Regions from separate parts of the Mus musculus genome. Here region 2 is linked to region 1. The links are chromatin loops, found by intact Hi-C in ENCODE. Cell type or tissue: left cerebral cortex. All regions are shown on one strand. Links, peaks and the distances in the headings refer to the core of each region. The heading gives the core; the rest is flanking DNA.

The links. Hi-C counts contacts between places; a loop is a spot of excess contacts. Peaks named below come from ENCODE experiments on the same cell type or tissue, not always from the same donor. Only the 100,000 strongest peaks of a DNase experiment are listed, where the experiment ranks them.
Region 2: it touches region 1 in a loop (5-fold over the local background); 18 of 42 quality-filtered maps call a loop at or near these places.

What each region holds. Positions count from the first base shown.
Region 1 is chr8:113,630,530-113,634,963 of GRCm38, forward strand. No RefSeq gene overlaps it. Among named protein-coding and RNA genes, the nearest start is that of Mon1b, 3.1 kb to the right of the region's middle. In left cerebral cortex, for the core only: a CTCF peak has its summit at 2,300 (motif pointing left); a DNase peak (open chromatin) is centred at 2,307.
Region 2 is chr8:112,059,593-112,064,026 of GRCm38, forward strand. Gm36671 (a long non-coding RNA gene) reads left to right here and starts at 1,980. Exons shown (of 3, transcript XR_388036.3): 1 at 1,980-2,045; 2 at 2,172-2,395; 3 at 3,999-4,084. It overlaps Gm22827 (a small nuclear RNA gene), which reads left to right and starts at 2,913; the gene lies at 2,913-3,019. In left cerebral cortex, for the core only: a CTCF peak has its summit at 1,880 (motif pointing right); a DNase peak (open chromatin) is centred at 1,911.

The sequences.
Region 1 (4,434 bases), core at 745-3,244:
TTGAGAACTTCAGCTGACCTGCGTATACAACAAATATATGCAGAGAGAACCATGGGCAGGGACTCAATGTAGAGTTCTTGGGTGAGAACTCCAGTTCTCCCATCTCCAGTTCTATCTCTCATGGAAGCCAGCCATTCTCCAACCTGCATTGTTAGGAGAGATGCTGGGGCACTTCAGTAGACTTTCAGGTTTCTGCCTGGAGCTGCTTTCTCTTACTTTCAGTCAAGAGCCCTAACCATCATATCAAGTTTTAGGGAAGGAACTGGCAAGGCACACTTTCCTAGGCCCAGAAGTCTTAACACACTGTAATGAGAACAAAGCTGGTCCCAAGGATGCTTGTCGATAGTGTGAAGCTCTTAAAAAGTGAGCCATGACACCAGAGACACACAGCAGTTGAGAAGAACTGGAGCCCTGCTTTGGAACAGTAATGAGTTGGTCCTGAGCATCAGCTAGCTGGCTTGGGTGATGTAACTACTCCACCCACTGCACTAGAGTGAGACATGGAACCTGGAGCCAGCAGGAGTGCCTGGGCTCAAATATTCTGTTCACACTATTGCCACATGATTTCCTAACAAATTAACCTTAGGGTCACCTTGACTCAGGGCAGACCAATCATATTCACTCTTCCAAGGAGCATAGTTAACGAGATTTTAGCACATGCTTCATGCGGTCAAGAGAGCAATTACTATTCATCTGAATTCGTAACATCTCAATGTTACTAACACCAGGCTAATTCCATGTATTGTAAACAAATGAAAATAGAAATGTATAATTTTTCTAACTACGTGATCTTGGGCAAGTATTTGATCTCTGAGTACCAGAGTGCTTCCCAAGTAAAATCATATAAAATGCTATGCTGTGGGACTGTTGCAAAACAAACACATTGAAGATTTGTCTCTTTTAAAACTTATGCTGAATTTTAAGTGCCATTGTAACAGGATTTAGAGGGTAGGAATCAAGGACCCACCATCTAAAATGGACTAATGCCATTATACATGGAGTAGGCTCATTATTGTGGGGAAGGAGTCATTATATATTTAATTTTAAAATGATATAAAATTGTACTTATTTGTGGTGAACTATATGATGTCTTGATATACATATGCATTGGGTGATAGCCAAATAATGGTAAGTGCACTGGTTAGTTTACTTGACACAAATTGGAATCACCCAGCAAGAAGAAACTCTAATGAAGAATTGCCTCCATTAGATGACTGGCCTGTGGGCAAGTCTGTGAGGCATTTTCTTAACTAATGATTTATGTGTGTGGGGGGTCCAGCCCACTGTGGGTGGTGCCACCCTGGACAGAGAGTCCTGGGTTGTAAAAGAAAGCAGGCTGAGGCAGCCATGGAAAGTAAGCTAATAAACAAGGTTCTTCCGTGGTTTTGACTTCAAGCTTCTGTCTTGGCTTCTCTGGATGATGTGATCCAACCTGTAATGCAAACAAACCCTTCCTCCCCAATATGGCTTTCGCTCAGAAAGTTCTATCACAGCAAGAGAGATGGATGCTAGGACAATAAATAAATCTACCTTTCCTTCCTTCCTTCCTTCCTTCCTTCCTTCCTTCCTTCCTTCCTTCCTTTCTTCCTCCTTCCTTCCTTCCTTCCTTCCTTCCTTCCTTCCTTCCTTCTTTCTTTCTTCCTTTCTTTCTTTCGCTTGTTATTATTTTTATTTACCTGTGTAATCCCACATAAGTGTGGGTGGAAGTGAGGCCAGAAGGAGGTGCCAGGAGCCCCAGACCTGGAATTGCCTGTCATTTGTAGCACATTCTGCTGTTAGCGATTTAACATGGGTCCTCTACAGGTGCTCTTCACCACCAAGCTGTATCATCAGTCACCCTGTCTTCCTCCTTAATGTTTATTGGTTCTGCCTACTACAGTGTTCTGAACAAATACCAGCTCCCATTACTTCTGAACCGTAAATAGCGCCTTATTTCCGCAGATTTCAGATAGGTGAACTCTCCCTTGTGCAAAATTATCCCCTGTATATCTATCTCTCTAGCCATCTGAGACTCACCACTTTGGGTTGTCAATCTTTGCTATAGGAAGAACATTCTCCTAACGAGTCTGAGAAAGCATAGTCAAGCCTTTTGAAAATGAGTTTTCAGAGTAGATTATGTTCTCTTAGTGAGTCTTAATCGTGAGAGAAACAAGAGTCTTAGATGGTTTCAGATTTGGATTCTTGTCATGGAAGTGAGAACCTAAGCTCTTGAAGACAATTCACTGGTGTTTTCCTGGTATTTACTGGACAGTGAGTTGAGTTTGGAAGGTCTCTATCATGTGGATTTTGTGCCATCTACTGGTCATTCTTGCAAAAAACAACGATGCTGACGGTGATCTACTGTTCCCTCTCCTTGGATCCCACTGGTTTCTAGGCATCTTACCCACTTACACATTCTAAGGTGGTGATTCTCAACCTTCCTGATGCTGTGCCCATTTAATACAGTCCCTCATCTTGTGGTGACCCCCCCCAACATAAAATTATCTCATTGCTTCTTCAAAACTGTAATTTTGCTACTGTAATGAATTACAATATAAATATCTGATGTGCAGGATGGGCTTAGGTGACCCCTGTAAAAAGGGGCTGTGACCCACAGGTTGAGAACCATTGTTCTAAGGAATGTCTTTAAGACCTCTAATATTGGAACAAGAGCAAAAGGTTTCCAGTGAGGTCCAAGCCTGGGACAGGGAGTGAGGGACTGAGTGTCCGTAGGTCCATCCATCACTTTATCTTTCCTTCACACTAGCGAGTGCAAGGCTATCTAGCTATCTATCCTTCCTTTGTTTAAAAAAATCAATTTATAATATTGTAATATGTCTAGAGACCTCTAATCATGTTATCCTTCAATCCTATTGATCACTGGTTTTATCATTTAAGCACACATTTTAGTAACTATGCTGACCTTTTCAAAGAAAGAACGATTTCTACATTGTCTCTTTTGACTGTATGTCTTCCCTCTCACTGAATTGCATCTTTATTGTCGTCTTATTTCTACTGCAGGTCTAGCTTCCTCTCATTCCCTATCATCTTAAGGCTCCCGTGTAGATCATTGGTTATGAGTGTCTCTTCTCATACCCGTGTGAATATATAAAGTTGCACATTTCCCTGTGAGCACTCGTGATTTACAGTCTCCGCAGTTGCTCATTCTTCCTGTTTTCATGAAGCTGAAGATACTCCTGAATATCCCATGGATTTAATATTTGAGTCATAATGTGTTCATATGATGAGTACTGACCTAATTCCTACTCTTGGAAGAATTCTCCAATCTCTGCTAACAATAGCCACAATTTCTGTTGTAATCAAACAATTTTCTCTGAAAGATTTAGCTTCTAAAGGGGCATTAACTTTTTTTTTTTAATTTTTTGGTCCAGCATGCGCATTTGGAAAAAAATCCACTCTGTTGTAATTGAGCAGAATTTTTTTAATAAATATCAATTCATTTGCCAGCTGTTGATCATATCTTCTGTAACCTTATTTATTTATTTAGATATTAGATATTTAGATTTAAATATTTATCTATTTTTTTTTTTGCCATCAGTTTCGGCCATTTTTAGTGAGCACAGAATGTTGAAATCATCACCTAACCTCATGAGCTATTTTCCCTTTGAGTTTTTGTCAATTTGACAGTTAGGTACTTTGAAGTTTTGTCTTTGAGTATCTAAATATTCAGGGATGTTATGTCTCCTGGCTGATGACACCTCCTTGATCTTGGAGCCCGGAGGGATGGGTCTCACGAGGTAGAATGCTTGCCCAGAATACATGAAGCCTTGGGTTCGCACCACAGCATGACACAAACCTGGTGTTAAGGGCACATCAGTTATTTCAAGTACTGGGGAAACAGAGGCGGGAAGCAGAGTAATCCTTGCCACTTGGTGAGTGAGAAGCCAGCCCGGGGTACCCGAAACCCTGTATCCAAAACAGAAATCCTCGACCTTTATGTCATTATGTCGTCGTCGTCGTTGTTGTTATTTTAACTCTATTTTCTCTGATAATAATATAGTAACACTCAGAGACACAAACTGCGAGGCTTCAAGCAGTCTCAAAGACCAATGTACAGAAAGACCTAAAAAACGGACCTGGACGTCCAGAACAGGGATATTCACACCCTCATTCTAAACCTAAAGGCAATGGCAGGTGCTGGAGCAGCACTGTAATCTACTCTGACTTGGGTTTAGGGCCAGATAGAGGGTGAGGGAGGAGGATCGCGAGTTTAAGGCCAGCCTGGGTTATTAGGAGCCTGTGACTCAAAACCAAAATGAACAACACTTAGTTTGGAGCGACTTCTGGCCGCCTAGATACACCTATCCCCGCTCCACAGCCTTAAGGAAGAGAGCATCTAGGTGCTTCTGTTCACAAGATTCCTCACTGCTGTTGCTGCCCCTGGCCCATCATACATAGTAGCCAATGGTGATACCCGGAGGTAGGTGCGGCAGA
Region 2 (4,434 bases), core at 938-3,437, 1.6 Mb before region 1:
TCTAGCAGTGTTGGGGACAGAGTCAATCAGGTTCTGGCGTTCACTGGCCAGCTGGTCTGTGAGGTTCACTTAGAGATCCTATCTTGAAAAATAAGAGGAAGAGAGGAAGAGACTCAGTGTTGACCCTTGTCCTCTGCATATGCACGCATGGGTGAGAGCATCCATACACGCATACACACATACAGATGCACAATTTTAATATATCTGTAAAAATCACGGATACACAAAACAAGAGAAAACATGCAGTGTTTTCTGAGACTGACTTAGTTGATGGGTGTGATGTCTCCATTTGTATCTGTTTTCCTGCAAATGAAATTATTAATTATTTCATTCTTCTTCATGGTGGAGTAAAATTCTATTGTATGTGATCATGCGCTTGCGCGAGTGCGTGCGTGCGTGTGTGTGTGTATGTGTGTGTGTACCATTTTCTTCTTGTTCGCCATGTTCTTTGTGCTCAGCCCTCTCTTGACAGACACCTCTTTTGGCTCCCTAATTTAGATGTTGTGAGTAGTGCCATGGTAAACAGCCAGGTGCAGGTGTCCCTGTGATGTGTTGACTTGGAGTCCTTTAGGTACATTTGCAGGAGGAGTGCTGTGACTGGATTACACAGAAGAACTTTATTTAGCTATCTGAGGAATCTCCGTATTGGTTTCTGTAGGGGTTGATCTAGTTTAGCTGCCACCAGCCATGTATAAGGGTCCCTTTTGTTATTTGTGTTCTTGATGATTGTCATTTTGATTGAGTTGAGATGGAATTTTCAATGTAGTTTTAATTTTCATTTTTCTGCTGGCTACAGTAAACTTTCTTTTTTTCTTTCCTCCTTCTCCTTCTTCTTCTCTTCTTCTTTGTCTTCATTGTCTTTCTCTTCTTCCTTTTCTGCTTTCTTCTCACTCTTCTTCTTCCTCTTTTTCTTCTTTCTCCTCCCCCTCCTATTTCCCCTCTCTCTTTTCCCCCTCCTTTTCTCCTCTCCTCTTCTTCTGTTTGTCCCCCCCCCAAGACTTGGCTGGCCTTGAACTCACAGAGATCCTCCTGCCTCTGCCTCCTGAGTGCTGGGATTAAAAGCATGCACTACCATGACTGCTTTTTAGAGTAAACTTCCTCTCCATATGTGCATTGGCCATTTATAGTAAGATATGAAGAAGGTCTCTTAAGTGGATGTGTAAGTGAAATAAATTTAAGTATTTCACTATTCCACAATGTAAAAATTTGAAAGGCAACATTAGGAAGATAGTGAGTAAAAAGTGGTGATTCCCAGACTCTGGAGAAATAGAAAGAGTCAAGAGACGAAACAGGTGACTAAACATCTAAATAATTTATTATCATTGCATGTGAAAATGTTTATGTGTGGTTCACATATGCCACGATGCACATGTGTCGTTCTGAGGACAATTTTCCACCTTTATATGCATTCTGGGGACCCCAGGCTTGATGGTAAGTGCCTTTACTGGGCTGAGCCAAACTAAAGGAGGTGATTTCTAAGGCAGTGGAACTATTCTCTATGATACTACAATGGTGGATACATGAAATCCTTCACAACCCATGGATGCATACAGCTTTATAGTATATGTACTATAAATGTCAGTCAATAATAGCTGTTCAGCATTGTTTCATTACCTTTAACATTTGGGTCCTCAGAGGAATTATAAGCAGTAGGGGAAATTACACGAGGGAGAGGTATAGATAGGGCTTTGTACTGTTTAATCTTTCTGTAAGTCTAAAACTCTTGTAAGAATAATGTCAATAACAGCCCTCCCAATCTACATATGTATATCTTTATCTATATCTATATCATCTCTATATATCTGTCTCTGTGTACCCAATTTCAACTTGCTGACAACATACTCAGAAATGAAACATTTCAGTTTTGAAATAATCAGGTTGTCCAAAAGAGGGCGCCAAAGACTTACAAAGGCATCATCTTTGTTTATGCAAAAAGAAATGAAGTAGTGAGATAGACTCAAGGGTGGAAGGGTGGGGGCTCTGACTCAAGATCACATAGGACACGTGCGCCTCTTTCCTGTGGCTTCTGTCCTTCTTTAGAGTGGGTAAGTACTTTGCCCTATTTATTTCCTTTATTTTTGGGAGTCAGTCTCTAGCTCAGGGTGACCTTGAACTTGCTATGAAGCTGAGGCTGACCTTGAACTCCGGATTCTTCTGTTCTCACTCCCAAGTGTTTGGAATACCACTGTGGGACATTAATACCTCTCAGTCCCTTGTTTGCTCTGGTTTCGGATCTTTGGGAAGTGTAACAGCGTAATCTACCCTGTTGATGCCCTGCTGACATCAGCGCTGATCCTGGCTTTGAAGAGACCCCCAGAAGGCTGGAGAGATGGCTCAGTGGTTAAGAGGACCCTGCAGCTCTCAACAGCCGTGACAGCTGCACACAGACACACAGGTAAATAAAAATTAAAAAATTAACACACATAAATAAAAATTAAAACAAATTAAAAGGAAGATTCAGACATGTAAGCCAAATAAACTCTTTACTCTCTCAATCTGCTTTTGGCCATGGTTTGCCACAGCAACAGAAGGCAAACTGGGAAAAGTGTGTGTGTGTGTGTGTGTGTGTGTGTGTGTGAGAGAGAGAGAGAGTCAGAGTCAAATAATACACTTAGCTTTTCTTCAAAACAACTACAGATATGACTTATTCAATTGGGTTTGAACAGGAAAATTCATAATTCAAATTCTAAAATTCTAATTTCCTCATTTTTATTTATTAAAAGATTTGCATTTATTTAATTTTATCTGAATGAGTTCAAAAGAGGGATCCCCCAAAGCTGGTGTTGACATGGTTGTGAGCCACCATGCAGGTGCTGGGAATTGAACCCTGCTCTCAGTAGGAGCAACAAGTGCTCTTAACCCCTGAGCCATCTCTCTAGCTGCAAATTCCAGCTTTTAAGAATTAGCATATTGCACTCGCGTCGGCAGCACACATACTAAAATTGGAACAATACAGAGAAGATTAGCATGGCCTCTGCTCAAGGATGGCACAAAAATTCGTGAGGCACTCCATATTTTTTTGGGTAGCGAGTAGGATGTAAAGTGAATAAGTAAAAAAAAAAAAAAAAATTAAATTAAAAAGAGAATTAAAAATATTTTCCATGATGCACTAGAAATTTAGAGATATTCTTAGGTCACCTATTGACAGTATTCTTTGTCTGTATGTCCATCTAGACAGGGACTTTCTTTGTAACTCTAGCTGGCCTGGAACTCTCTATGTAGACCAGGAGAAAGCACTGGATCCCTGGGTTAGAGTTATAGGTGGTTGTTAGCTCCCTAGTGTAGGTGCTGGGAACTGAACCCAGGTCCTCTGAAAGAGCAGCAAGTGGTGTTAACCACTGACCTATCTCTGCAGTCCTCCAGGGATTCCGCTGCCACGTCTTCACTGTAGGAGGTACAGATGTCCTTGTGTTCACATGTGAACACCAGGGTAGTGATTTTCAACCAGGAGGTCATGACCCCTTTGGTGGGGGTGTCGAAAGACCCTTTCACAGGGTTTGCATACCAGATATCCTGTGTGTCAGATATTTATATTAGGAGTCATAACACTAGGAAAATCAGTTACGAAGTAGCAATGAAAATGACTTTATGGTGGGGGGGGCACCAACTCTAGATATTCTTAGGCCATTAGAAACTGAATTAAGAGGTCCCATTATTAAGAAGGTTGAGAACCCACGGTACTAGGAGAACCTGGAATGTACACAGGGTTTTTCTTGTCTCCCGAGGGCCAGTCTGTGCTCTGTTGGCTGTGGTGGCCACAGAACTCCCCTTCCCCCAACTTTTTCATACTGGCCTCGAACTTACAAAGATCTTCTTGCCTCTGTGTCATGAGCACTGGGATTCCAGGTGTGCACCAAGATGCCCTGCTGCCTGTTTTCTGAGACACAGTCTCAGTCACATACCCCGGGATGGCTGTGACTTTGTGACAGCAGCTTTTATCTTGGTTCTTTCTCTGTTCCTAGGATTCTAGACTAATCCATGTCTTCCCGTGTCGACAGGCATGCTTCAGGCTCCAGGTCTGCCCATCTCAACCCTGCCAAATGCTGGGACTGCAAGCATGCTCCACCATGCCTGGCTTCTTGTGAAATCTTGGTGAGTATTTTGCCAAGGAGAGAATCTCTGTTAGAAGAATGTCATAAGTACACTAAGCTTTGCCTTCTATATGTTGCCTTTTCATTTTCCTTGATATTTTGCTTGATCCTAAAAGCCACATATACACTTATTAAACAAATAACCAGAATGAGTGAAACTTATTCTGACTGAAGAGATAAATCTGTCAATAATTTCTGTAACTTTCTTTGTCTGTCTTTTCTTTCTTATTTCTCTATTTTCAAGGCAGGGTCTTATTTAGGTCTTAAACCCCCTCTATAACCAGTGATGACTTTGAACTCGTTGTCTTCCTGCCTCTACCTACCAAGTGCTAGCATTTTAGAG